Regions from separate parts of the Mus musculus genome. Here regions 1, 2, 3, 5, 6 and 7 are each linked to region 4. A link is a loop called in an ENCODE intact Hi-C map of the cell type or tissue named here. Cell type or tissue: left cerebral cortex. All regions are shown on one strand. Region 1 has its middle 82 kb from the start of Gm26685. Region 2 has its middle 16 kb from the start of Dpt. Region 3 holds the start of 4930568G15Rik (RIKEN cDNA 4930568G15 gene). Region 4 overlaps Gm51669 (a long non-coding RNA gene). Region 5 overlaps Xcl1 (chemokine (C motif) ligand 1). Region 6 has its middle 41 kb from the start of Dpt. Region 7 overlaps Nme7 (NME/NM23 family member 7).

What was found. Peaks named below come from ENCODE experiments on the same cell type or tissue, not always from the same donor. Only the 100,000 strongest peaks of a DNase experiment are listed, where the experiment ranks them.
Region 1: a loop joins it to region 4, with 3 times the contacts of the local background. A loop is called at or near these places in 2 of 42 quality-filtered maps.
Region 2: a loop joins it to region 4, with 3 times the contacts of the local background. A loop is called at or near these places in 2 of 42 quality-filtered maps.
Region 3: it touches region 4 in a loop (2.0-fold over the local background); 2 of 42 quality-filtered maps call a loop at or near these places.
Region 5: it touches region 4 in a loop (2.6-fold over the local background); 2 of 42 quality-filtered maps call a loop at or near these places.
Region 6: it touches region 4 in a loop (4-fold over the local background); 3 of 42 quality-filtered maps call a loop at or near these places.
Region 7: a loop joins it to region 4, with 2.7 times the contacts of the local background. A loop is called at or near these places in 7 of 42 quality-filtered maps.

The regions. Positions count from the first base shown.
Region 1 is chr1:164,583,007-164,587,006 of GRCm38, forward strand. No RefSeq gene overlaps it. Among named protein-coding and RNA genes, the nearest start is that of Gm26685, 82 kb to the left of the region's middle. In left cerebral cortex, no CTCF peak of the experiment used is centred here; DNase peaks (open chromatin) are centred at 1,515 and 3,467; H3K27ac peaks cover 1,098 bases.
Region 2 is chr1:164,779,162-164,783,161 of GRCm38, forward strand. No RefSeq gene overlaps it. Among named protein-coding and RNA genes, the nearest start is that of Dpt, 16 kb to the right of the region's middle. In left cerebral cortex, no CTCF peak of the experiment used is centred here; DNase peaks (open chromatin) are centred at 2,142 and 3,364; H3K27ac peaks cover 970 bases.
Region 3 is chr1:165,091,209-165,095,208 of GRCm38, forward strand. 4930568G15Rik (RIKEN cDNA 4930568G15 gene) reads right to left here and starts at 722. Exons shown (of 5, transcript NR_040480.1): 1 at 678-722. In left cerebral cortex, a CTCF peak has its summit at 2,465; a DNase peak (open chromatin) is centred at 707; H3K27ac peaks cover 1,381 bases.
Region 4 is chr1:165,033,834-165,037,833 of GRCm38, forward strand. The region is part of intron 5 of Gm51669 (a long non-coding RNA gene); the gene reads right to left. Among named protein-coding and RNA genes, the nearest start is that of Gm51669, 25 kb to the right of the region's middle. In left cerebral cortex, a CTCF peak has its summit at 2,097 (motif pointing left); DNase peaks (open chromatin) are centred at 2,052, 2,555, 2,968 and 3,470; H3K27ac peaks cover 1,098 bases.
Region 5 is chr1:164,929,648-164,933,647 of GRCm38, forward strand. It overlaps Xcl1 (chemokine (C motif) ligand 1), which reads right to left. Exons shown (of 3, transcript NM_008510.2): 2 at 3,248-3,362; 3 at 1,997-2,306. The coding sequence ends at 2,138. Among named protein-coding and RNA genes, the nearest start is that of Xcl1, 3.9 kb to the right of the region's middle. In left cerebral cortex, no CTCF peak of the experiment used is centred here; a DNase peak (open chromatin) is centred at 1,649; H3K27ac peaks cover 1,052 bases.
Region 6 is chr1:164,753,964-164,757,963 of GRCm38, forward strand. No RefSeq gene overlaps it. Among named protein-coding and RNA genes, the nearest start is that of Dpt, 41 kb to the right of the region's middle. In left cerebral cortex, no CTCF peak of the experiment used is centred here; DNase peaks (open chromatin) are centred at 9 and 1,946; H3K27ac peaks cover 349 bases.
Region 7 is chr1:164,364,718-164,368,717 of GRCm38, forward strand. The region is part of intron 9 of Nme7 (NME/NM23 family member 7); the gene reads left to right. Among named protein-coding and RNA genes, the nearest start is that of Gm39690, 52 kb to the right of the region's middle. In left cerebral cortex, a CTCF peak has its summit at 2,196 (motif pointing right); a DNase peak (open chromatin) is centred at 2,200.

The DNA of each region.
Region 1 (4,000 bases), 450 kb before region 4:
GAATCAGCAAGGTGTTATCTAGTTTGTTTGGCAACTTCTGCTTACTTGGGTAGCGTTTCTGTTCTATTTGTAAGTTTTATCTTTTTTCCTTGAGATGTTTATACAATATGCATAGCTGAAATACTATTTTCTTTTCAAAACACATGTATGTTATTGTTCTACATCACATAGTTACCCTGCAATATAACAATACTCATGTGTATCCTTTGACACATCTTATTTCTCCTTCTCTGCCCCTCACAGTCACCATTCTCCCTGTTTTTATGCATTTTCCTTTTAGACATTTCCACATATAAACAAGATCATGCATCACTTTCTTCCCGTCTGTCTTGTCTCAGCTAGTGTAATATCACTCATGACAACACAGTGAAACTGGGGGATCAGATCTTAACTATTAACTATTAACACTTATGAGAGTAGCAATGTACTCTCTTACTAGTATAGAAAACTGTATTTTCATAAACTGTTGGGAAAATGTCAAACAGTGCTAGTTTTGGGGAGGTAACTTTGACAATGTTAGCACTCTTTTTTACCCCAGGTTCCATATTAATTATGTATCTCTAACATTAAAAATGCCAAAGATTAATCACAGATAGATACATATATGTACATATATATGTATTATAATATATATATATATATATATATATATATATATATATATATGCATACAAACACACACACACACACACACACACACACACACACACACACACACACATATATATAATTCCAGATTCCAGATATAGTTAAATCTCCACACAAAAAATGTCATAGTTCATGTAATGGGAAATTATATAGTTATTAAAGAATAAGAACGGTACTTACAAACCACAGTGGAACATGTATCAAATCATACTGTTAAAGATTAAGAAAGCAAAGCCAAAGGAATATATGAAGCATCTTTTCTTCTGGTAAGAAAGAAGAGGATTCTTTAAAATGCACATATTTTTCTTTATAAAAGAAAATATAAATAAACCAGAAAACATTAAATGATGGGTCTGGAAAGGAAAAAAAGTGGATGTGGGAAGGGGTGGTATTTAGGAATAACATTGTGTGCAGTTTTGTTGTTTGAAAGAACTTGTATGTTCTACCTTAAAAAAAATACAGTTGAAGCTGGGCAGTGGTGGCGCATGCCTTTAATCCCAGTGCTTGGGAGGCAGAGGTTGACAGATCTCTGAGTTCGAGGCCAGCCTGGTTTACAAAGCAAGTTCTAGAACAGCCAGGGCTGTTATACAGAGAATCCCTGTCTCAAAAAAACCAACAACCAACCAACCAACCAACCAACCAACCAACCAACCAACCTACCAATCAACCAACCAACCAACAAAAAACAAAACAAAACAAAACAAATGAAATAGTGAAGCAAACAGGATGGGAAAGAGAAAAGGACTTTCCACTGAGAGTAAGCTGAAGCAAACAAACTGTTAGGGCACTTTAGATAAGTTGTATAACCACAAAGAATGAGAGAAAGAATGAGCAAGCCAGCTAATTATGAACATGGCATTTACATTATATCCTAAGTCTTGAACAGAGGAGAGAAGCTAAGAGATTCTAAACTGAGTAGAATTCCTTCTTCTAGTTGGATGGACAAAGAAGTCTGAATCTACTTTTGATATATTATAGGACTAAGAATATGAGTCACTATGCATTTCCTGAGTGCTAACTTAACTCATTGTGGACAAAGAACATATATGGAAAGGGGTAGGCAAGGAAAAATCTCAAAGGGTTGGATTGTATTAGCAGCATCTAATGAGTCATCATTTTGAGACTACACACCTGTTTATGTAAATATGTGTATATCTACATGCTTATTTGCATACATAAATTTATATACATATATTTCTACTAGCATGCAGACCTCAATTTATCTTTTTAAAAAATATGTACTTGTCGATGTTTTGTTTGTATGTATGTCTGTGAACCATGTGTATGCAGTGCACATGGAGGCCAGAAGAACTTTGGGTATCTTGGGATTGGAGTTCCAGATGGTTGTGAGCTGCCATGCAGGTGGTAAGAATTGAACTTGGGTCCTTTGGAAGAGTAGTCCAGTACTCTTAATTGCTGAGCTGTCTTTTCAGTGTCATAGACATCAATTTATCAATATAAATTTTTAATAAAAGAAATCAGGAACTCTTGAAGAAATGGCAATTCCAGCACAGAAACAGTATACTAAAAAATGACCTTGTGGTATTTTTCTCTAATGGGGAGGAAGGAAGAGTCCATTGATGTTAAGAGATATTAAGGATCAGTGATTGTTGCTTCCTGTTATTTTTGCTGTTAGATGTGTGGATGTTTCAGTCTTACTTAGAAGGGGGAACAAAATAATCTCAGGAAGTAGAGGGAAGGAGAGAGGTGGGAGGGACAAAGGAGGGGAGGAGAAAAGGGGGGCAGGATCAGGTGTGGGAGGAAATGGGAGAGATGTACAGAGGGTCAGGAAATTGAACAGAGGTGTGTATCAGTGGGGGATGGGGAACTGGGGGTAGCTACCAGAAAGTCCTAGATGACAGGAAAAGAAGCCAGTCTTGGTCTGAGACCCTGGATGGAGTCATTCAGATGCAGAAACAGTGATGTCCAGAAGAACATGGATGAATGGGTGGGTAATGGTTGAGGGTAGTGATGGATGGGTGGATCAATAGATAGGAAATAAAGATGGATGGATGGATGGATGGACAGATGGATGGGTGGGTGGGTAGGTGGAAGGATGGATGGATGATGGATGGATGGAAGGCTGGGTGGGTAGATGGTTAGGAAAGAAAGAAGAATGATTGGATGGACAGAAATACAGAATAAATACATATATACATATGTAAGTACATAAATAAATACATTTATATACATATAGATGATAGATATATAGATAGACAATAGATAAAATGATTTTTTATTGAATATGAAAACTCATGAAATAAAGACTTTATGTAGCTTTCTCTTGGGGTCAGTTGAGGGACTATGGTGAGAATTCACACATCATAAGCACACAGCCCTGCAGACCTGGAAGCGAAGCCAGTCTTGGCCTGAGTCCCTGGATGGAGTTGTTCAAATGCAGAAGCAGTGATGTCCAGAAGAGCACCAGCTCTTACAGATCAATGAAGCTCAGGAACAAAAGGCCTCAGCGAGCTGGTGGTCTGGGAAGAGCATCATTTGCACCTTTGTGGCTCTTCCTTTGCAGTGGAGAAGAGGGAGTGTTGCTGAAGATGAGGCCAAGCAGTGCTTTAAAAGCTCAGATTGTTCCAAGGGGCGGGGATGAGGGGGAAGGAGACAGCATGGGCAGAGGAAGAGAAAAAAGAGAAAGGAGGAACAGGAAAAGAAAGGAGGAAGAAGTCTTTAGTTCCGCTGGCATCTAAATTTGGTAGATGTTTAGACAGCCAATAATTTATTTCCAGGCTTGCAAAAGCATTTATTCTGCCCTGCTGTCGACATGAGATCTCACACACATTTCACTGAAGTGGATTAGCTCACCGGGGTTGCATTTTAACCCACGCTCGTTGGCAACACCGTTATCTCTGTGTGGGAGGCACACAGGGGTAGTAATTTAGTTGGAGGAGGGTGACAAGCTAGCAGACGTGCATTGAGACTGTGCTTGAATGGCAAGCTCCCATTTCATTTCTTTGGTTCCTTCTTTTTTTGAACCTTCATTGTATACTTATTTGTGACAGCGAAAAAGCAGAAAGTCGCCCCCAATTGCTCTCATTTGCTGATAGCTCAGCAGTCACAGCTTAGAAGAGGCCACTGCAGTGTCACTTCCATAAGGTCACAGCATGTCATTGGGCAATGTGGACAGCAACCATAGACTCACTGTACACTGACCACAATCTGGTAGCCACCAATTGCTTTGTGGATGTTCACACTGCCCTTCTGTCCAATCACTTGCATCCACCCAAGATCCTGACACCAATTCAGGGTATCCCCTGGTCCTCTAATGATCTTTCCTGCTGTGGGAATGTGGTGAGCCTCAGGTTTCTACATTTCACTCCTGTGAGTTTGTGTGTGCACTTGC
Region 2 (4,000 bases), 250 kb before region 4:
TTTTCAACCACAAAGTGGTTAGGAGTGGAACCTTAGAGTCATTCATTTCTATGAGCCTCAGTTTCTTTGTTTAAAAAGCACTAACATTTATATCAAAAGATGCATGTGAAGGTTTGAGAAGATAACTCCATGCTTAACAGAAATCGGGTTACTTCTGCCAAGCCTTTGTGAGAGTATGGGACACAAGCAGGAGACTCAGATTGTCTCCATTCCACAGACAGAAAACCAGGTCCTGGCATAAGCATGGAGTTCCTTAAGCTCTATGACAAAGGGAGATTCAGAGGACCTGACTTGCCTGATGTCATGTAGACATTATAAGGGTGTTTGGGATTAGCCTGCCATGGCCCTGGAGCCCAGGTTCCTGGCTTCCCCATGCTTGAGCCTTCTGATGCTGGCCTAGACGACCTTTATATGACACAGAAGGACAGTACTGCCTGCTAAGCAGTTTGTGATGAATGTTTCAGAATTTCAGAGTACAGAATGGAGGCCACGGCTCTAAGTGAACTTAACCGTGGTCGAAGGCAACTGTGCAAGATCCGGGGTTCTGTTGCATCCATGCGATGAAGCTGCTATGGAAAATAGGTGCGTGAGAGGAAGCTTACAAACCTGAGTGTGGTGAAATGAACAATGTGCGGATGCAGGCCGCAGCTGAACAGAGGACTAGCGTCTTTTGTTTGAATTTCTGCAGAGGGAAGCATGAGAGACAGGTGCTATGGTAGTGTGGCATAAGAGAAACGTCAGCTTTATTGGCAGAACAGACTTACAACTCATTGTGGACACTCCCTAGGAAAGGTGTATTCAAGCTGCAGCCCACAGTTCCTATATAGCCAAGGGTGGCTGTGAACTTGACCCAACACAAAATCAAACCTTATTTAAAACATGATTTTGTATGTGTGGTACTGTTTGTATGACACAGTCCTTAAATGCAAACTTTGTAGATGACAGCATCATGTCACTTTGTCAAAGGTAGAGTCTAGGGTATAGTTGGAGTTCTGTCTCATCTCTCTGAGCCCTGGCTGGGAAACAGGATTATTCTGATCGTCCTCATAAGCAAACAACAATGACTAAATGAGAATGGAGGTCTTAAATGCCAACAGCAGAACTGGCACTGGGCAACAGGCAACCAGGCCTCTTAACCATCTCTTAGCTCCCACTTTTGCCTTTGGTCTGCTAGAAAGGTCAGGATACAGAAAGCCACACTGCTTGCTCAGAGAGTGCAGCCTGGCCCGGGGTGGCTCAAAGGGGCCTATTATGATTGGCACCAGTCAGACTTTGCCTCTTAGGCTCTGTGGGAACTGACAGAAGAATGGTCCTGGGTCACTTTCTGATGGAGAGCAGTTTCTGTCAGGCTTGCTGAAAGGAATGAAGCAGTGAATGCAGGTCCTGCTGGGAGGCCAAAAGACCTCCCTAGGGAAGGGCACTGGGGAGCCCACACCCACACAGAGAGCTGTAGCAAGCAGGATGGCTACGGACAGTCCCCAGAGTACTGGGTAGAAGGGTGGGAAGGAGCATACTTCTCAAGGTTGCTGACAGACATCAGGTTTTTCTTCCATTGTCCTTATAGCATGAGGTAGCGCACCCACCCTGCTCATGCCAGATCACTGCATTATATCCGGTAAGCTGCAGGTTCTAGTGGTCATAGCTTCCAGAACACCGTGAATTTTCTAATTCCACACTGATTATAGCACTCGAGGTACCAGGGCCTTGGTGCTCAGTCCTCAGGAGCCTTCAGGTGTTTGCTGTCAGTTGTCAGCAACCTTGACTAAATATCCTCTCACTGCAGAACACACGGCACCCCACGCTGGGCTCAAGTGCTCTGACTTGGAAGCACACAGGAGGGTTAGCAGCCTGCTCCACTGCTTGCTGCCTGAATGGCCTCAAACTCCCAGGAGAGTGAGAGCACACAGTGCTCACTATCCCACAGTGGTTAGCTGCTCTCAAGGTCTCTTGTATATGGTTAGAGGCAGGGTCAGGGTATTAGCCATGTAGTCACAATGAAAAGCAAAGAAAGAAAACAGGAAGATTCCACAACCAGCAAGCGATGTGGTGCAAAGAATGACAGCGATGACCTTCAAAGCAGTCAGCCTGGACAGATGGCCACTGTTACCAATAAAAACGAGTCAGGACTAAGGGGCCCTGAGCTGCAGAAAGGCATTTTAATGAGAAGGATTTTAAGCTTAGTTCTCATATGGCTCAGGGGTGTTGGTGATAATTTCATTCATTCCACAAATATTTTTACTGCCTACCATGTGCAAAAGTTTTCCAAATAAAATAACTGACACATTCAGTCTAGTGTGGTACATACAATTTTTTTTTGTCAGACGATTGGAATTATTTGAAGTAAACTGAAGGAGCCTGCCTGTGCACTTTACACTTGGTCTCTGCACGTTCTGCCCCATCCTGCTCCTTCTCAGCTCTCATTCCATCTCAATACAGATGTTCTTAGTTGTTTCTTTCTTGCTCTCTCTCTCTCTTTCTCTCTCTTTCACACAGTTACACAGACTCACACACATACACACATAGACAAACACATGTGTACCCATAAATACCCACTCACACACACACAAATACACTCGTACACATGCGTACATACATACATATTCATACACATGCACACGCACAAGCACTCAGACACATGCACATACAGACACACACTCTCTCTCACTCACACACACACACTCACACCCACATGGTGGACGCAGACATGTACACATTCCCTTGTGCTCGCACACACACATACACACACACACTCACTCACATACACACACTCACACACTTGTGCATGCACACATACACATGTACTCACACACACATACTCTCAGACACATATGCACACACATGCCCCCCCATACCCCAAAACCTTTGGGACCTTGCTCACTCCCCATCTCTTTGGTTCCCCTGAGCACCCATCTCAGGTACTGTGAGAAACTGAACTGAGAGACATTATCCCACATCGCCCTGAGTATGAGCCACTGAAGGAAGCAATACCTGCAGTATGAAAGAGAACAGTAAGGCCTTCTCTCTGTGTCCCAAGGAACTGAACGTTAAAGAATTTCGGCCACTGGAATAGATGGGTGTCTCCCCTTTCTCCCTGACACTTTCTGTCAAAATAATAAAATAAATAAAGAGAGGACTGTGAAAGAACAATGGTCCAGATGGTGATATGGATTGTGGAAATGCATAACTGAAGAATACAATCTGGATTTTCTAAGCATTTGGGTATGGTGGACCACACATATATCCCAGTACTCCCAAGAATAAGGCAGGATGATTCCAAATTCCCAAGCTCAAGCAAAGCCTGGGCTGCACAGTATTATCAAAGTACATGATATATTCCAAAGAAGACATCAAAATGAGCCGTTATCTTGCACAGTGAGCAGATGCTGGCAGAGAAGAGTTTTTAAGCAGAAAACAATTCAGAAGGTGTTGAGACGGTCGTATTTTTTCACTGTAATTGGAGATTTTGGCCACTGTCTGACTGTACTGTTGTCTTGCCACTGTCTCCTATTAAAAAGCCTGCACCCCACCACCCCTCCCTCCTACTTGGCCTGTCTCGCATGTGACATGTTGGAATAATCCTGAATTTTAGAAAGGAATCTGAGGCGACAAACTTAAGTGACCAGTCCTTGAATTTCTTTTTCTGACTCTCTGAAGCAATAGCCATATCAGGGTGGCCGAGTCAGGACACGAGGCTTCACAAGTGAATAATTTAGTGTGTATTCAGTCTATGGTCAAAATATCTCTCCTAGGGACAATACTTTGGAATCATAATGCAAGTCACAGATATGATTCATTAGGAAAAAGTATTTCTAAATACAGAGAAAGGAACCTACGGGTGATAGATTTAAGTCATTTGATGAAAATTTTATGATACTGTGTCTATTAAAATTCAAGAGCTCACATTTCTTTCATCTTTTATTCTGATACTTTTTTTTTCTGGAATGTTAAATTCAAATCTGATGTCTTTGAGGTAAGATGCCAGAGTCCTTATGTCTTACCA
Region 3 (4,000 bases), 57 kb after region 4:
TAAGCACACTGCATGCATCGGGTCAGTATTTCCTTAAAGTTCTGTGGAGCGGACTTCAAATTTTGAAAAGCCCCTCAAGTTCGGACATGGCAGTTAGCTGGGCCAAGATCTCACAGCCAGAAGGATGCGGAGCTTCCTATCCATGTGGTGGGACAGTCTGTGGTGCCAATGCATGCCTCTCATGTATAAAAATCATAAACTCGACCTTTTCTGCATCTAGAGACTAGGGAGTGCACACTCATTTAAGGGGAATAGATGAGAAGCCCTATGATGTGAGGATGAATTTCCGGGGTCTCCACTGCACTGGCTTCTCATGATTTTCAGCTCTGTAATAGTTCCAGAGCAATTGGCTCTAGAGCAGGACTCCAGGATAATACACAACATGGCTCAACAGGAAACTTCCTGAGAAACGGTGGAAATGAAGAACTCTGTTAGAAGATGAACCCACGCTTCCCTTTTTCATTAACTGATTCTATGAAGGAAATCTGGTCCCCTACATGTCCTTCAGGTCCTTCCAGCATCATCCACCCTCCCCCGCCCCCGGCTGTCTTCACCCACACACGCCTAGTACCGGGTAGTAACGCCTTTGATTACCATGCTTTTTATGGGATAGTGAGATTCATTTTTAGCTCTTCCTCATTAAAGGAGAGAGCCTTGAAATCAGCACATACACTCACCGCCCCGGATCAGGTGAAGTTACCAGGGCAACGGCAGCCGCCTCTGACGTCACTGAGGGAGGACACCTCCGCAAGGAAGCTGCTGCCTTCACCAACACAGCCCCCACCCCGCCCCTGCTCAGCTCCTCCCCTGGCTTTCAGGTTTTTTGATTCCCTGAGTTGCTGAGCTCCCTGTGAGCGGTCTTCCCACCCCCACCCTTCTCACCCAAAGGCGGAAGAGAGGGCGCAGTCTTTATTACACTTACCTTGGAGTCCTGGCCACCCTCTGGCCAAAATCATCTGCGACCTCTTAAGAGGGAAGTGAGGAAGGAGTCCTGAATGTCTCTGTGCCCATTTATCTGCGACTTTGCTTTGGGATTCCAAGAAAGAGGAAAGGAAGGGACACTAAGGGATAGCTTATGCTCACCCCCAAAGCACCAATGGGCAAATTTAACCAAAGATAAATGAAATCCTCTTCTCGCCCATTCCCACCTTATGCTTAACATAATGTCTAAACACAGTCTTGCTCCAGTCACATGCCACAAAACAGACACCTCAGTCACCAATGAGCAAAATATAACCGGTGGCTCCTAATGACATTGTAGCCATGTTAACGCCAGTGCTCTTGGTTTTCCACACAACTACAAAGCAACCTAAGAATGTGTTTCTCATAAGAACCTCCCCCCTTGTCCAATGTCGCATGACAAGAACACACACAAGGTATTTATTGGGAAAGACAGAGGGCAGCTGCCTCTGCCTCGGTGAGAAACATCAGGGAACCGAGTGAGAGGCAGGCTTTTTTTTTGGGCGGGGGGGGGGGGGGGGTTGTCCCAGGGACGGGTAGGTTTTCAAACCCGGAAGTGAGTTGGATTTTCTTTTAAAAAAAAAAAAAAAGTAATACTGACGTGGTTCTCTTCTCAGACCCTGTGGAAGACGAGAAAAACAAGAGATTTAGGTTCCAAAAGTAGCTTAATGGGTGTTCCTATCTATCATATGAACCAGTTTTAGAGGAGGCGATCTCTCAGCTAAACCCATTACCTACATTCCATCTCTAGAAAGTAGGAAGAGAACCACAATCTCCCAGAGACCTAAGGACCTAGCCCTAGAAGTCTACAGCACCTACAAATAGCACCACCCCAGGTACCATGCCTTTAATGCGTGGACCTTTAAGGGAAAGGACCCATATTCAAACCACAGTTCCTAGCACCTACCCCCATATGGCTGGTCTCTACAAAAGGACTCAGAACTGAGTGGTTCCTTTACAGACCAGAATGAGGCTATCTCTGTCCTTTCTCCCCCCTTCTCTTTCCTATGATGGCAGAAGTGAAAGCAGGAGTTTTAGGTTCCTGTGTCACTGTGTTGAACGTGGTCCTTCACTGTTTTGTGAACCAAACTAAACATCATTTGTGCTGGGGAGCTGGAATGTCACTTCTCTGTTATAGCAGGGGGCATTAACCCAGACAGCCTTATAGCCAACAAGGATAGGCCAATGAGACTATGTATGCCATTGAGGACTTTGGGTTCTTAAGGACAGCACACCTGGGTCCAAATCTGAACACAAAACTTGCTCAAACTAGAGCAAAATAATAAGACACAGTAAAGCGTGTCAGGCCAGGCGTGGTGGCACATGCCTTTAATCCCAGCACTTGGGATCTCTGAGTTCAAGGCCAGCCTGGTCTACAGAGCGAGTTCCAGGACAGCCAGGGCTACACAGAGAAACCCTGTCACAACTGGGATTGGATGGAGAGGTGGCCTAGTGGTTAAGAGCATGTACTGCTCTTGTGGATAGCCTGAGCTTGGTTCCCAGCACACATGCTGGGCAGCTCCCAACTACCTGGAACTACAACTCCAGGGGGTTGCACACCCTCTTCTGGACTCCATAGGTATCTGCACTCAAACATTCACATACCTACACAGACAATTACACGCATAATTTAAAATAAAATGCATCTTAAAAGAAATGTACTAGTGGTGTTGGTGCTGTCTTTCCTCCAGACGACCACAGCAGGTTGGTATGAGGAAAGCAGGTTACACTTCAGCTTCTCCCTTGATCTTGTGCCATTGAATGTGGGAATGCTGGCCATGGGCTAACACTAGCTTCTGCTCAAAGGGCATATTAGACATGACTTGTCAGTGTGGGAAAACTCCCTGAGAAATTGATTTTTGGGAAATAAGATTTATTTTGGCCCACAGCATTTGACATTGCAGTGCATGGCTATGTTTCTGGGCCTGTGGTAAGTGCATCATGTCAGAGGGATGTAGAGTTGGAAAGCTGCCCCCCCCCCCCGGACAGCTGTGAAACAGAGAAGTCTGGGAAGGAAGGATCTGAGAATAAGATGTCCTTTCCTCCAGCTAGACCCCATCTCCTTTTAATTCACTTAGCCATTAACTCACCAGTGGCTTACCCTATTGATAACCTAGTACCCTCGTGACCCAGCTACACCGTTACAGCTGGGACCTAAGCCTTCAAGCTAACCCCAAGACTGGAACTTCAAAAAGGCTAAACCAAAAATCTGAGACCCAGATACTGGAGAGATGGCTCTCACAGAGGGTCAGAGTTTGACTTCTAGCACCCAGGTTGGATGGCTCATACCCACCTGTAGGTACAGCTTCTGGGAAGCCAACACCCATCATGTGGATAGACTCTGAGGTACCTTCACTCAAACATGCACATAACCCACACACACACATACACAAATATATATATAATTTTAAATCTTAAGGGACTCTTTCTAAAGCTGAAAGAAAACCACACTGCCCCTCTCCTCATTTCCCAGCCCAATGCTCTTCAACTCAAACTTTCCTCCACACTCAGCTAAATTAGTTCCGACCGCCTATCAGGGAAAACCAGACTGCTTGCTTGCTTTTAAAGTTTTTAAATTTATTATTCTTCTACAGCTTCATACATAAATTTCCACACACACTTCTCTTCTTCATCCCTCTTCCACCACTGCCATTCTTTCTTCTTCCGAAGAAGCCCCTCTCCGGTTGTTATGTCCTTTTCATGTGTGTTTGTTTTGGATTTTTGAGACCCACTGACTTTAATTAGCGTTGCCTTCTTGAGCCTGGCTGGGGGATGCGGGGGGGGGGGGGGCCGGGGGGGCGGGGTTATTTACTGGAGCACAGGCAATTGAAGAAAGGTTAGAGCACTAAAGAAAAGACTCTCCTAGCAACACTGTCAATGCCTCCTCAGAGAGGGGTGGGGCCTCGTGAATGTGGACCAGCCTGGTTCTGTGCAGGTTTTGTGTAAGTAGCACACTGCAAGCCATGTGGCTTGGACCCCAGAGCCCTGACAGGGTGGCGAGTGGCTGAAGAAAGGACAAACACACAGACACACAGGAAAT
Region 4 (4,000 bases):
TGAACTTGATAGGTAACCATGTTGACTTCCATGTCCTCCTCAACATCTGGCCCTACACAGCAGGTACTCTTGACAGCTAATGATCGCTGATAACAGTAATGACCAGATCTTTTAGGTAAAGGTGCAAAGTTATACACACACACACACACACACACACACACACACACACACACACACTCACACACACCACCATCATCAGCACCACCACCATCACCATCGCCACCACCACCACCATCACCACCATCACCACCACTACCACCACCACCATCACCACCATCACCACCACCACCACCATCACCATCACTACCACCACCACCATCACCACCACTACCACCACCACCATCACCACCACTACCACCACCACCATCACCATCACCACCACTACCACCACCACCATCACCACCACCAGTTCCTTCATCACTACCACCCATGAGCCATGATGCCTTTCCACTCTATTAAACTTTTTTCAGTGCTTCCAGGAGCAAAAGACAAGGTCACTCTGTCTCTCCACTAGAACTTAGCTGACTGAACTTGTCCTCAAAGCTAGAAGATGTGAACTTCAGTAGGAGACATTCAGGGCTGGCTCACCAGCTACATAAAGAGCACACACATGAGCGCACACACACACATATTACTGCACAATGTGCATCAGCTTCGGCTCCCATGGTTTCCTCAGTGGGCTGGGTCACTGTGAGCATCAACACTGACCATGGGACTAGAAGTGCAGAATTCCCATGATTCTTCTCCCTGCCTTATATATTTTCTCTTCCAAACAATTCACTCTTAATAATCCCTTGTGTGTGCACACTCTACCCCATACACACACACACACACACACACACACACACACACCAGTAATTAATCACAATCAACTGTGGAGCACTGATAAGTGATCTGCCTGAAGCCAAGTGACCTTACCAGCTCCATCACTTCTACTTCAGTGGACACTTCCCCTCACATGGAATTGTTTGGTGACATTCATGGAGCAAAGGGCATCTTTTAATTTGTCCTGAAAGTGAACCTAATATAAGGTGTTTCCCATATCCAACATCTCTCAAATGAAGCCCCATTCTTCTGGGCAAGAAGGGTCTTCCAGGATCTTACCATCCTTGCATCTCCCATCAGGGGACATATCTCACTCAACATGGCACATCAAATCCCAAGTCTCTCACCTTTCTATATGGCCTATGATAAGTATATCATGTTTTTGTTCTGTGTGTGTGATATGTACATCTATGTGTGTATGTGTGTGTTTTATGTATGTCCAGGTGTGTGTGTGTGTCTGTGTGTCTGTGTGTCTGTGTGTCTGTGTGTGTCTGTGCCTGTGTGTGTCTGTGTGTCTGTGTCTGTGTCTGTGTCTGTGTCTGTGTCTGTGTCTGTGTCTGTGTCTGTGTCTGTGTCTGTGTCTGTGTCTGTGTCTGTGTCTGTGTCTGTGTCTGTGTGTGTTTAAGCCAGACATTGGTGCTAAGTATCCTCCTTGATTACTCTCTACCTTATACACTGAGACAAAGTTTCTCACTTGAACCCAGAACTCAACAATTCAACTAGTTTAGTTAGAATTTTTACTCCAGGAATCCTCTTTCTCTGCCTCCCAAGCATCACTGAGGTAGGTAGGTCTCCACACACACACACCCAGTGTTTACATGGATGCTAAGAATCCAAATTCCTCCCATTCTCATCTTTATTCAGCAAGCGCTTTACCTCTGGGCCAGCTCCCAGTTCCCTGTGGCAGTAAACTTACCATACTGAGAGGCCACGTGGCTCTCCTGCATCACAGTCTAAAGCCTAGAAAGGTACAGAAGGTGTCTTTAGCTGAGGACTAATTACCTTTTAGAAACACAGTCACTGTGAGAAGGTCATAGGAAGGGACCACGCCTATCCAAGCTCATCAGTAGCCCAAGCCCAGGTAGGGCCTCTGAGTGTGTTCAGGCCCTAGGATGCTTACATCTGGCCAACAGTTATGAGCAGAGAATTTTTGTCCTGTTCTTCTTGAGTACCTAAAGCCTGCCAAGTCCTTAGAGTGGTTGTGTCCATCCCCTGCTCAGTCTGAAGGCAAGCTGCAGGCAGCCATCTGTTCCAGGAGAAAGAGTGCCACCTGCTGTCTCTGAACCCTCTCTGCCTGAAGCAGATAGATAGATAGATAGATAGATAGATAGATAGATAGATAGATAGATAGATAGATTCAACGCTTACTAGTTGAAAGTTGTAACCTCTCACTTGTTTGCTTTTTTCTTTCTTTCTACTTTATTTTGAGAAAAGGCCCAGTGAACTGCTGGTTCACCTTCAAACTCACGATCCATTTCATGCTGGCTTGGCTAACAGGCATACCCTATGACACCTCTCCACCCCCACTCCCACCCACCCCCAGATAAGGACTTTATTTCCAATCACGTCTAATAAACAGATGAGATGTAGAGTAAATGGTTTTGCAGCCAGTTCGGGTCCCTGGTGTTTCTGGGTGGTCATTTTTTTGAAACAAAAGAAAGCAGATCCAGTTGTGGTCTCTACTTGTCCTTGCTGTTACCCCACCGCTGATAAAGGACCTCGAGAGCAGAGGTGCAACTGATTAGGTTTGGACAGGAAACACATACACACAATGCCTCGATTTCTACCAGAAGAGGCGTCACAGCCCGCAGAGCCTCATGGGACCACTGTAACTCACACTCAATGTCTGTAAGGTGGGAATAATAAAAAGGATTTACTTATGGAAAATCCTCATGTCATTGAGGATTAAATTTCACATGTCATAAGGAAGCTATCTGCTGAACACAACAGCCACTCTTTCTAGAAGCCTCACCTCTACCACAGATCTGTGCTCCTTCCTCACTTGGCCCTCAGTGTTGTAACAGAGCCTACATTTACTGGGAATGGTGATTTAATTAGTTAGGGAAGTGATTTCATAAAGCAAGCTGTTGATGGCAACAGAAGAGAACAGAAAGGAAAAAAGCCCTCAAGGAAATCGACAGGTGCTCAGCTAAAACGCAGGAGTAATGATTTGGAGAAGGAGCCAGGGACTGAGTGCCAGTGGGGGCAGGTTTCCTTTCAAAGCCTGGGAGGCAAGGGAGAATCTCATTATTTCATTTCGGTAGGAAATGGTCATGAGGCAGAACATGGGCTCTGTGTTCTGCTCACAGGTCTTATCCATGCAGCTTTGTCCATGGACATTGGGCCAATTTCCTCTTTGAAAAAGGAAGGCAGAGTTACTGTCCTAGAAGGGTACCAGCTCCAACCCACCCTCCCAGGCTCTTTGCAAGCTCTGCCTGCCAAAGGATGCTTGTCATGTGTACTTTTCCAACCTGCACAGAGCCAGCAAGTGGCTGAGACTTCCTGTGCGGGTCCTAGGTTGGCAATGTGAAGGTGACAGCTCACCCCAAGCCCCAGGGCAGAAAGAGGCCACGGGAGAAGGCACTTCTGCCACAGAACGTGTACCTCCCTTCAGGGTTCATCTTATCTTCTGATGACGAGCAAGCAAAGGCAACTAGTCTCTCTGTGGGTGTAGTTGTCACGCACACTTGGCAGGGAGGGGGATTTAGGAGAATGTTCACTCTCATGCCCAGGCCACCCTGTACACTGGAGCACCAGAACTTTCTTTGCTAGACATCAAGGACATCTGTTAGCTAGGCAGTGAGCAGGGGGTCTAGCAGGTAAGCCATCTGGACACACTCAGAAGGGGTGAGTCTGTTTTCTCATCAACTACATGGCTTCATTGCCCACTAACACCCTAAATAAGCAAAGATAGTCATTGAGCAGAATGCTGATGCCAACTAGGATAGCAACGTGTATGAAGCAATGAAGCTTGCAGGTGCTTTTAAGGGGGACTCTCAGCTCTCACAGCGTCAGTCTACAATATCGTCCTGTTTTGCCAGAATCAAACAACGGTGAAATGACTTCATGACAAGGCACGGGCAGACATTGACATTCTTCAGCATGAAACAGAGATGAAGATGTGAGACTACCTTGAAAATATACCTGTACTGGCTAGTTTTGTGTCAACTTGACA
Region 5 (4,000 bases), 100 kb before region 4:
CAAGATCTTTCTCCCCATCAGTCTTTCATGCGTGCTATTTGTTTGTCTTGCCAGGAATGTACTGGAACCCGACAACTGTCTCATCCCTCTGGTCTTGTGTTATTTCCAGGATAAAAGCTATTCTGACCTTCCCTATATGCTAAGATCTTAACAAATTTGCTCCAGTGCACCCAAGACTCTTGCTCTGGATATGTTTTTGTTATCACACTACAAGCTTCCTTTAGTTGTGGGACCAGAGACAGATGTCTGGTTTTACCTCTGCACTGCTATGATCTGCAAAGGCCTGGGGATGCAAAGGCTTGAGGAGTAGGGGAAAGAAGGCCCCAGTTCTATCAAAATGAAGAGGGACTTTTTCTGCTCGCTGCTAGATGTTCAGCTCTGGGACATATAAGCCCCTTAGTAAGTGGTAATTTAATAAATTAATTATGAAGTAAGGAAGGGGATAACATAAGAATAAATAAGAATACTGTGTCTACTTAAGTCATCTGGTCATTATGCCCTCTTGTATAGTAAGGTCCCGGGAGAACTGACTTCTGAAGAGAATGCAGAACTTCAAACACAGAGCCTCATTTCCAACTGTTCCGTCTGAATTCTGCCTAGCAATGATCAAAGACCTTCAGGAAAGCTAATGAATCTTTTTTATGTGTGTTGTTTTGTCTTTAACTCAGATTTATCATGTGATTAAGTGAACCATCATTAGTTAAGCAAGAAAGTATCCTTCATTACTTATTAAAGCCAAAATATCTGGTAAGCAAAATTCTTTAAAACTGAGAAATCAAACAATATTTATTTCAGTTGTTAATCTCGTTACTATTATGATTCTCTAGGGACTAGGAGTCATTCGGAAGGCATAATATATAATTAAAGCAGAAAATCGGGGATCAAGAGATGGGGCAGTTGTAAGGCACTTGCTGGTTTTCCAGGGGGTCCGGGTTCATTTACCAGCATCAGGCATCACTGTAACTTCACTTCTAGGGGGTCTGATGCTCTCTTGTCTTCCTAGACATCTGTATACATGTGGCCCACATAACCTCACAAAGGCACATACACACATAGATTAAAAATGAATTAATAAACTATTTTTAAAAACAAAGAAATCACTCTGTCCATCTTCTGTGACCTTGTTAGTTTTCTATCTCCTAAGGAAGGTGTTGTTGCGTGTTAAGCTCTTGTCTCTTTGAACACATCTTTGAAAATCACAGTGGATGAATGACAAGCGAAAAGAATAGATGACCAGACCTTTTGCTGGGAGGTAACATTCTAGTTGTTTCTACTCTGGATCTCTGGTCTACTCTGTCTAAAGGTTCTTAGCATTTATCGCTCAATGTCTCCTCCAGAATTCTTCAACTCAACTACAAGGATAAGGCCAGTTCTTGTTCTTCATCAGCTTCTTGGATACTAGAACCATAAAATGGAGCCAGATCATTGAGAGAGGTTCCATGTGACAATGTTTGGGAGTATTAGGAGCCCATAGGTAGCAACGTGGAGTTTAGACAATGGTAACCGGAGGTTATTGCCTAATTCACAAAGCATTGACTTTTACGTGAACAGCCTACCAAGAGGTAAGAGATTCTGCCTGAAGTCAAGCCTGAGCAGAGCCTCTTTCTGAGCTGTTATCCCTCAGAGTGGGAACTGGGGACAGCTGGATGATTTCTCAACACTTTTATAAATAATACTCTACTAGGAAACTGAAATAGATCGAGCGTTGTCACTGGCACAGCAAAACCCTGTAACTTGTTTTTGGAGACTGTTACAAGCTGAACTTAAGAACGATGGAGGCAGCTTCCGACTCTAGCAAACACTGATCCAAATGTTTTTCATTGTGGAGATCTGAGGTCCGAGAGAGAGAGACAGAGAGAGAGAGAGACAGAGACAGAGACAGACATACAGAGAGAGACAAGGAGAGAGAGAGGAGACAGAGAGATCAATGAGAGAGAAATAAAACAAATGATAAAGAAAACCTTTCCCTTTATATAATAAATCAAATATAGGGCCATCATCAATAATAAATATTTATTACTTATAACATTTGAAATGAATGTGAATGTCGTTAAAAATAAAAATAAGTATTTGTGCAATGGGTTTGGGAACTGAGATGAGCTGCTTAACGAGTGAGGAAACATTGTCCTGGAGGCTGTTACCCAGTCAGGGTTATCGCTGTGCTGGTGGACCTCTGGGCTCCTGTGGGAACAGTTTCAGCCATGTTCTTTCTGGTACTGGCCCTGCCATCCACAGTCTTGATCGCTGCTTTCACCCATTTGGCTTCTGGATCAGCACAAATTTTTAGTCCTCGTTTGGTGACAAAACTATAGTGTAAAGAAAACATAATGTTAGCCATATTGTCCGATGAAAGAGGATTTGTGCATAAATTTGGCAGAAGAAGCCATCTTTCAGAACCATCCATGAGCACCTTCATTCTGCTGTCTGCTTTAGGAAGGAAGACAGATCTTCAGGTGACAGCCAGAGCTTGGTAACTGTAATTCAAATACTGGAGGGAAACTGAACTCTTAGGACCATCTAGTTCCATGTTCCAGCCTTGCTTCCTTCTCCCATTTAGAACAACTCAGCTCTGGGGGAGAATTGGAGATGACTTATGTGCATTTCTAAGAGTGAAACTCGGTAAGTGTGCATTGGAGAGAGATTTTTCCTTCTGCAGACAGGATTCTGGAGGACAGGGGTAACACGTAAGCGAATTCTGAGTGTGTTCCTATGAGGTACAGCCACATATAAGGTGTGGCACTCTACATATTAAGTATCCTACATTTGTGTGGCTATTTGGGTAAGTCCTAGCCTGGGGTGGCCATCAGAAATGGATACAATGTTCATCTGTGTTGTATGCAGACTCATAAACTGAGCAAAAGAAGAAAAGGGGGTCCTATTCTTTTCTTTTTTTTCAATAATTGTCATTAGGGGGCTGGAGAGATGGCTCAAGAGAGATGACTGTTCTTCCAAAGATCCTGAGTTCAAATCCCAGCAACTATATGGTGGCTCACAACCATCCATAATGAGATCTGACACCCTCTTCCCATGTGTCTGAAGACAGCTACAGTCTACTTACATATAACAATAAATAAATCTTAAAAAAAATAATTGTCATTAGATGGGACAGTAAGAAGACAAGATAAAGAGGACGAGCTACTGACTAAGCTAAGATTTCCTCCACGCTGACCCATTTTTCTAGAGGAGAGCCGCACTTCTTCCTACTGTATTTTTGAAGTAGAAGCTATAGCTTTGAGTGGACACTCACATTACAGCTCTCATGGCCCCCTCCCAGATGATATAGGTCTTGATTTTTTGAACTGGCAGCCGCTGGGTTTGTAAGTTCACACAGCTACTCTCTTCTAGGACTTCAGTCCCCACACCTAGGAAAAGCAAAAGAAAACACAAGTAAAACTTAAACTCAACAAGTGGCAGGGTCTGAACCATTTATCAAATCACTTTAACACATGATCAAAGTATACCGCCACTTGCTTCTTTGGGGAAATAATTCATATTGGCACCCCGAGTCACTTGTGCATTATAGATTATGGTAAATGGCTGGCTAGTTTTAAAAGTTAGATCAGTAGTGTTGTTTGAGGAGTTTCACAGTAAATGTAACAAGGTGGACAGGCATGGGGGTACTTGGCTTTAATCCCAACACTGGGGGTCAGAGGCAGGCGGCTCTCTAAGAGTTCTGGGCCAGCCTGGTCTACATAGTGAGTTTGGGACCTGGCCGGACTGTGAAAATGAAACATTGTGTCAAAAACAAATAAACAGTAACAAGTTGGTGTTGGTCTTTGTATATTTTCATTAAGACAATTATGACAGCAGGCTTCCCAGGGACACACTCAACAGCCACTTACTTAGGGTGTCCTTTTGTGTTCCAAATGTCAAAGGCACTGATTCAGATGGGCACTGGCCCTGTTTTATGGGGTACACGCTACAGTGAGGGAGCCAGGAAAGTAGAGAGCACAAATCATTTCAGTTACTAACTGTGCTGTGAATTAGGTAAAAGATTAAC
Region 6 (4,000 bases), 280 kb before region 4:
TGGTTTCAGAATGGGATGAGTCAGCATAGTTCCGCACCTCACACAGAGAACTCACTCATTTTCCTTAAACCCCTCAATCCTTTCCAAGCCCATGAGCATCCCTTGGCAGCTCCACACACCACACGCCCATCTGAGAACACTCACCAGGTAAAAGCGAGGCACTTCGGCTCACTCTGAACTTTTCAATACACTGTCAGGGACTAACTCCATGGTGAATACCTCTGAATGCATTGATTTCTTTAGAGCAATTTGATCCCCACAATCCAGAGCTGACTTCCCTGAGGCCAATCAATACATCAATGGAAATATAAATAAATCAAAATAAAACTCTACACCTCTAGAACTCATGTGGACATCATAATATGACTACTATCTAAGACACTCTTTTTAGTCTCACTTCTTTTGTGTGTAGGTTTTCTCCAAAATCAGTAGTCTGTGAGGACAAGAATACTTCTGAAACATATAAATGGCTTAAAACCATCCACAGTTTTTATTTGATGCATTGGTTTTGATGACATAAACAATGTCACACACAGTCATGCTTCTTTTTATTAGATATTTTCTTTATTTACATTTCAAATGCTATCCTGAAAGTCCCATATACCCTCCCCCAGCCCTGCTCCCCAACCCACCCACTCCTGCTTTCTGGCCCTGGCATTCCCCTGTACTGGGGCATATAATCTTTGCAAGACCAAGGGCCTCTCCTCCCATTGATGGCTGACTAGGCCATCCTCTGCTACATATGCAACTAGAGACACAGTTCTGGGAGGTACTGGTTAGTTCATATTGTTGTTCCTCCTATAGTGTTGCAGACCCCTTTAGCTCCTTGGGTAATTTCTCTAGCTCCTTCATTAGGGGCCCTGTGTGCCATACAATAGATGACTGTGAGCATCCACTTCTGTATTTGCCAGGCACTGGCATAGCCTCACAAAAGATAGCTATATCAGGGTCCTGTCAGCAAAATCTTGCTGGCATATGCAATAGTGTCTGGGTTTGGTGGTTGTTTATGGGATGGATCCCCTTACTCATCTCTCACCACCTCAGACACCTCAGAGTTCTTAGCTCAGGTATTTTCTCTTTCTCAGGGATTCCTTTCCTTCTTTTGACTCGACTCATCTGGAAGGTGGAGCCACAGTTGAAGCTACATGTCCTCCATGAAACTTAGAGTTCATGGTATCTGTTTACATTCTCAGCTTCCCATGGCCTTCAGCTGTGGGGCTGGGATTTTAGAAATCCATATTAATCTCTAGCTGTGGGAAGTTGAACAAGGTATTTGCTCTTCTCATCCTATATCATCTGTAACTTCAAAATGAAGACACTAGCAGGACACTCAGGACCATTGTGAGGACTGAACGAGGCAATGCACATGGAAGTTCTTTGCAAATTGAGCCAGGGTAAACAAATAAAATGGTTACTTATGCCTCAAATAGCCCTCATCCCAGATTGCCTTTCTTGTGTGTGGATATGGCTCCTGATTCCTTTTGAGAAATGCTGTGAAGGTCGAGCTGTTTTATCCATCTTTACAACCCCTAACATGCTTTACACATGCAGGCATACATTAGGACATGGAACGGAGAGTATTTAGTATGGGGTGGAGCCGATCTTCTCTTCATTCAGCGAAGCAAATTATCCATCGCTGCATCATTTCTCTATTTAGCCAGCAATCAATACACACATTTGCCCTTACAATGTTTTACTAGAAGATTGCTTTCATGGGGAAGAGGGTGAGTTAGGCCCCCCCCCCCCCGCCACTGTACCCCAATGGGTACCACATGTTCAAAGCCTGCAGAGCAAGTCACCAGCACAATTCATCAAATGATTATAGGAATTCAGGAAACAGCAAGTCCTCATTAAACCAAAATAACAATCCGCAGCAGATGCATGCTCTATTTTCAAACTATGCCCTTGTGTTCTATTACCCCAGAGTTGTGGAGTCAAAGCTTGTAACAGAGTAACTGAGCTGGAAGCCAAAATAGGATGATTGTGCAGCTCTTGTGGAGAAGTCTAAATCGGAATTGCAGATGTTTATAGCCAAAGTCAAGAACATCTTCCATCTGAGGAGGGAACACAGAACTCAACTATTGCTAATGTCATAACTTTAAAAAAGAAGAATAGTGTTGAGATTTTTACTGTGAACCCTTTTATGTAACCACTTCCATTTTTAACTAGTCCTCCTGGTAGACCTGGGCTTCTTCCCTCTTTGTATTCCCAACAGTCCAGTCTCTGCACATCTCTGATTAGCACATTGCACACTGTCTGGGAACAAGATCTACTTACACTTCAATCCAGTTAGACTTAGTTTCTTTCTTTCTTTCTTTCTTTCTTTCTTTCTTTCTTTCTTTCTTTCTTTCTTTCTTTCTTTCTTTCCTTCTTTCTTTCTTTCTTTCTCTTCCTCTCTCTCCTTCCTTCCTTTCATTCTTTCTTTCTCCTTTATATGTATATATGTACATATGTGTGCATATGTGTGCACACACATGTGTATATGTATGCAGAAACCAGAGTCAGACACTGGGTGTCTTCTTCTGTTACTTCTCCGTATTTTTTTTCCAATTCAGGGTCTTACTATATCACTATGGCCTGGAAATCTCTGTACAGACCAGGCTGACCTTGAATTTATAGAGATCTGCTTGCTTCCAGCTCCAGAGTGCTGGGATTAAAGATGAATTGCACTGTTCCCAAGCCAGTTAAACATTCTTAAGAGAGCATAGAGACTGAATTAGTTAAGTGGTGCTAAGTTTGGGCATTGTCCTTGTAGAAAGAAAGGTTGATGTACCACTAGATGTGATTCTTCACTTCTGAAGAGAGTTATGAGTGTAAGTAGACATTTATGAGCCCTTACCATATAGAAGAGCCGGGGCTATGGGAGAGGGGAGAGGTAAAGGGGGTGGGAGATAAAGGCTTAGATTTACCATTTATTTACTTGGCAAAGAACTTTGGGCAAGGCTTTTGATCATTCTGAGTGCCAAGTTTTTTTTTTTTAATTAAAAAATTTATCTGACAAATGATTTGAAGAATGCATGTTATAAGCCAGCTGTTGTGCAAGATGTTAGGGAAACAGTGATAAATGGGATGTGGGCTTTCTTTGAAAATAAGTATTACTTACAGCACGACAGAGATAAATGAATGCTACTTAAGGTGGGGCCAAGATAGAAATGGTTCCATTTTGAAAAACAGCCACTCTAGTCCTGGAAGATCAGGACAGATTTCTGACACAATGGCATTCAAGAGGAGCACATGACGATTCATCATGCCAAGACTAGGAAGGAAGAGGAAGTGAATCAGGCAGAGGGACAAGAAGCACAAACTCCCAGACAGCAAGAGGCAGGGATACATTTAAGGACCTGTAAGCATTTTAGTATGAGCTGTGAGAGTATGCAAGAAGGAGAGACAAGTAGGCGGGTCTAAACGATGAAACATCTTGGTGGTTGGTCATAGAAGGCTGGCTTCCATTCTCAATAGAATCTGAAAAGCCATGAAGGTGTTTTTAACTAGGGAAACTAATCAGTGAGATGATATTTTAGAGATGTAATTATTTTTGCAGGGCAGAAACTGCATTAGAAATAGGAAGGCAAGTTAGGAAGCCGTCAAGAGTCTAGATGCAGAACAAAGACACTATGAGTCAAGACAGTGGTTTCAGAAATAAAAGCAAACCAAAATGTTGGATTCTAGAGACAAGGAGGTGAGGGTGCCAATTACTGTTTGTCACATACTCATTAAACATTGTATACATGTACTAAAATGTCACACTACCCCATAAACATGTACAATGACCATGAGCTGATTAAAAGAGGTTAGATATCACTGTAAGTAAGTAATTAAGTAAGTAATTAACAAACTGAATTTCAATAGAGTGTTGGCAATTGGCTGCTGGCTTAGCAATGAGAAATGTATTTAACGCAACCATCATTGTGACTCGTTTTTTACACTTGATGCGCCCGCGTGTGTGTGTGTTTTCAGACAGCATCAACTAGAGCATTTGCAGTTTTAACCATGCAAACCA
Region 7 (4,000 bases), 670 kb before region 4:
GGAGATGGCTTAGTGGTTAGGGGCACTTGTCTTTACAGAGGCCCTGGGTTTGATTCCCAGCATCCACATGGTGGCTCACAACTGTCTGCAACTCTAGTTCTAAGGGATCCAGTGACCTCTTCTGCCCTTCACAGGCACCAGGTATGCATGTGGTACACAGATGTATGCACTTGCAGTCAAAATACTGAGTAGGACAAATTCCCAGGGGAAATGGCGGTATTGCCCACTGTGAAGTTTTCAGTTTAGTTTTTTTTCAAACCGAGTGTTCACAGAGACAGCTCAGACACCTCCAATGCATGTCTCAGCCCTACTCTAGAGCTACTGAACAAGCTCAGAAGATACTAACCTGGCTGAGAAGTCCAAGGTTAAGGCCTGTGAACAGGCATAGTCCACAAGCTCAAGTGCTTGTAGGGCTCATCAAAGTTGGAAGAGCACTGTCTATCAGTAGTGGCGTCATCGTCCTACCTCCAGCTCCAGGATTCTTCTTCTATGTTTGCTTGGTTTGTTTGTTTTAATTGATTTGTGTGTGTGTGTGTGTGTGTGTGAATCTTATCTCTCTGCCCCTTCTTATTCACTCTTCACCCTTGCAAGCCCCACCCCTAAAAGATAATAGAAACAAAACAACAATGACGACAAAATTAAAGTGTAGAAAACATCTCATCATCAAAGCTGTAGCATGTCCCACAGTATTTCCCTCTGTCCACACATCTTCACTTGGAAATGTTCGCTGCAATGAGTCATTGGTCTGGTCCGAGGCCTCTGGCTTCTGCCACACCATTGGTACTGGATCCGGGACTCGTCCCAGTTATCCTGTTGTTGCCCTCCTATGTCATGGCAAGTCTTCTGCTTTGGAATTGCAGGACTGGCCCTCTCGTGCTCTCCAACAGTTCACAGATGGTGTAGAATTTAGGGTGGGCCAACTCAGACCCCTGGATCTGGGCCTAGAAGTATATTAGAGAGCTGAGCAAGCTCTCCAGCACTGCCCCAGCTAGCCCACCCAATGCTGCCGCCAGCAGGGTTAAGGTCAGCTCTCCTGCTCTCCTGCTCTTTGTGAGGGACCACAAAAGAGCAGGAGAGCAGGATAAAAGTTTCACTCTGCCCAGTCAAGGTACCAGAACCACTCTCTCAGTTGATGCACTTGTGGCCCCTAGTGAATTGTTTCTTGATTGTCTTAGGGTTTTATTGCTGTGAAGAGACACCATGACCATGGCAACTCTTACAAATGAAAACTTTTCATTGGAGCTGGCTTGCGGTACAGAGGTTTAGTCTTTTATCATCATGGCGGGGAAACATGGTGGCACAGATATAGACATGGTGACAGAGAGGTAGTCAAGAGTTCTACATCTAGATCTGCAGTGCAGCAGGAAGAGACAGTGAGCCACTAGGCTGGCTTCAGCTTTTGAAACCTCAAAGCCCACCTCCCAGTGATACACTTCCTCCAACAAGGTCACACCTCCAATAATGCCCCTCCCTATGAGTCTGTGGGGGCCATTTTCCTTGAAACTACCACATTGATATTCAGAGGTTTGTGTAGTTCCTCCCATATTGACTTTTGGACTTGACTGTGACTTTCTTTAGCACTTACCTTCCTAAGGCACGCTGCAGTCACAGGCTTGCTGAGCACACGTGCATTGGACTTTGTCTTTGAGTGCTCTAGTTAGAAACCAGTGGTGTGACTAAGAAGCTCTGATGAACACTACCTGGAGTCTTGCCCTCAAGACAAGCTATAGCTTTCAGAAGTGTCAATCTAATTCTACGATTTGCTGACAAGCCCCAGAAATGCAGATCTCAAGCTGCTCATCCAAACAATGCCATGTATAACGAAAGTCTCGCCTCTAGCACCGGGAGCTGACTTCATTCACTGAGAATGACTCTGAGCCTGAGGTCTGTGGCTAGACCAGTCTCTGGAGCCAAGTGCCTATTGTAGGCTTCACTGATGGAGAGGTGAAGAACTCGGGGAACCTCCGGGTGTGAGTGGGGGTGTGTGTGTGCTTGTTATCTGCATCACAGTCCTCCACGATGATTAATGCCCAGGAGTTTGTGCAGCCCTCAGTCCTGTGGCTGCATTCCTCACATTATGATACTTGGGAGCAACCCCCTGCCTCACAGTCACCTCAGGGGCTACAAATTGGTAGACTCAGAAGGGTGGGGCAGTCAGTCCAACCCTGGGACTGAAAAGCTAACTGTGACCAGCAGAGGCCGCTGCTAAGCAACTAGCAAAGTGAAGGCCTTTGGGGATGTCAGACAGTCACCAGCACAGTTCAGCACAGAGCAGCAGAAAGCACAGGAAGACACTGTGCACTCCTTTCTGGTCTTTCCGTTGTACTTTTAGGAACATTTTACTTAATTTTACTATTTTAATATTTACTATATTTTATACCGTCTTCTATCCATCTTTTTTAGTCATCTCCATAATCTCCATGCCCTTGTCTAATTTTGTTTTTTCTTTATTGAGCAATCTTCTATCAGCCTTTTTTTTTTTTTTTTGTCTCCTTATCTACCTTTAGTAGTTTTTTGACTGTATCTTTCCGATTTTGTTATTGTTTTTGTTTTTTTGAGTCAGGGTTTCTCTGTGTAGTCCTGGCTGTTCTGGAACTCACTCTGTAGACCAGGCTAGCTTCGAACTCAGAAATCTGCCTGCCTCTGCCTCACAAGTGCTGGGATTAAAGGCGTGTGCCACCACTGCCCGGCTCTTTCCAATTTTTAAAAAGGCTTGTATATGTTTTTGGTTTATTCCCTTCTTATACTTATCTGTTAGTTATGCATTTTCCCATGAAATCTTTTTGTTTTCCTCTGCTCCAGTCTCTTGCCTTTTGCTCTTGCCTTCTTTACATTCTTCTCCATTCCTTTTCTTTAGCTTGTCTTTTCTTCTTGTTCTTTCCCGTCTTCATTTACCTTATGTATCAATAAAAAATAACAATGAGTAGGTGGTAAAGCATACAGGAGTGAGCCTTCCACAGCCAAGCAGTCACCTCCGAAGGGGGGAGGCTAACTGTTGGAGACCTGTAACAAGAGCTCCGGCTTGGGATGTCGCTGGTAGTTAGCTCCAAAACTATTTATTAAACTTCACATGGATGCCATACCCTGTACCATAGGTTTATTTTTATTAACAACTCATATATGGAAATTAAGTAAAGCATAAAATGTATGGTGCACACACACACAAGTATGCTTGTGAATGGGTTGAACATTTTAGAAGAACATGGGAGAAATGAACACAGCAATGAATGCCTTTATTAAGAACTGAAATTCTAAAGTAGGGGAAAATTTACTTTCATGATATACAACTTTATTTTCATTTTATGTGTTTCATCATTTTCAAATTAAAGAATAAAGAGTAGGAGAAATTAAGACAAAACTAATTGCACATTTATGATTTCCCTTGGTTGGGTAGGTTGAGTTGTGGACATAGAAAGGCTGTGACTTTTTTGTGGTTCTTTTTTGTGACTCTCAAGAATCTGAGGTCACAGGCCTGCACCAATCTATCCCATAAGACCTTGCTTTTCTGTTAAGTTTCCAGGTCACGCTCACACTACTGAAAGCTGGCACCATACTTTGAGGAGCCTCAGCATCAAAGCTGTCTCATTATCAGCATGCTGGGGACTAGGGGGAAAGTGGTCTGTACCAGTGAACATAATACACACTGCACAGGAGAGGGCAAGAATTTAATTTTAGAACACACTGCACAGGCGAGGGCAAGAATTATTTGATTTATAGCCAAGGATGTGTCTATTTTGAAGCCTGTTGTATACGTGGCAATGTAGTCTTCCTGAAGCTATGCCAGAGCCATTCGAACCAGCAGAAGAAGCAATGTTCTTGAAATATTGTGTCTAGATTTGCAGGTCTCCTTAGCTGTGACTTTGGGTAGCTAAAATAGACAAAACTGTGTAGTCCTTTAAAAAGTATAAGCAAAGCCAGATAGCCTTGAGAAGCTTCTAAAATGTGTTTCTTGAAAAGGTGACAAACAACAGAACTAATTTTAGATCAGGGAAAATATTTA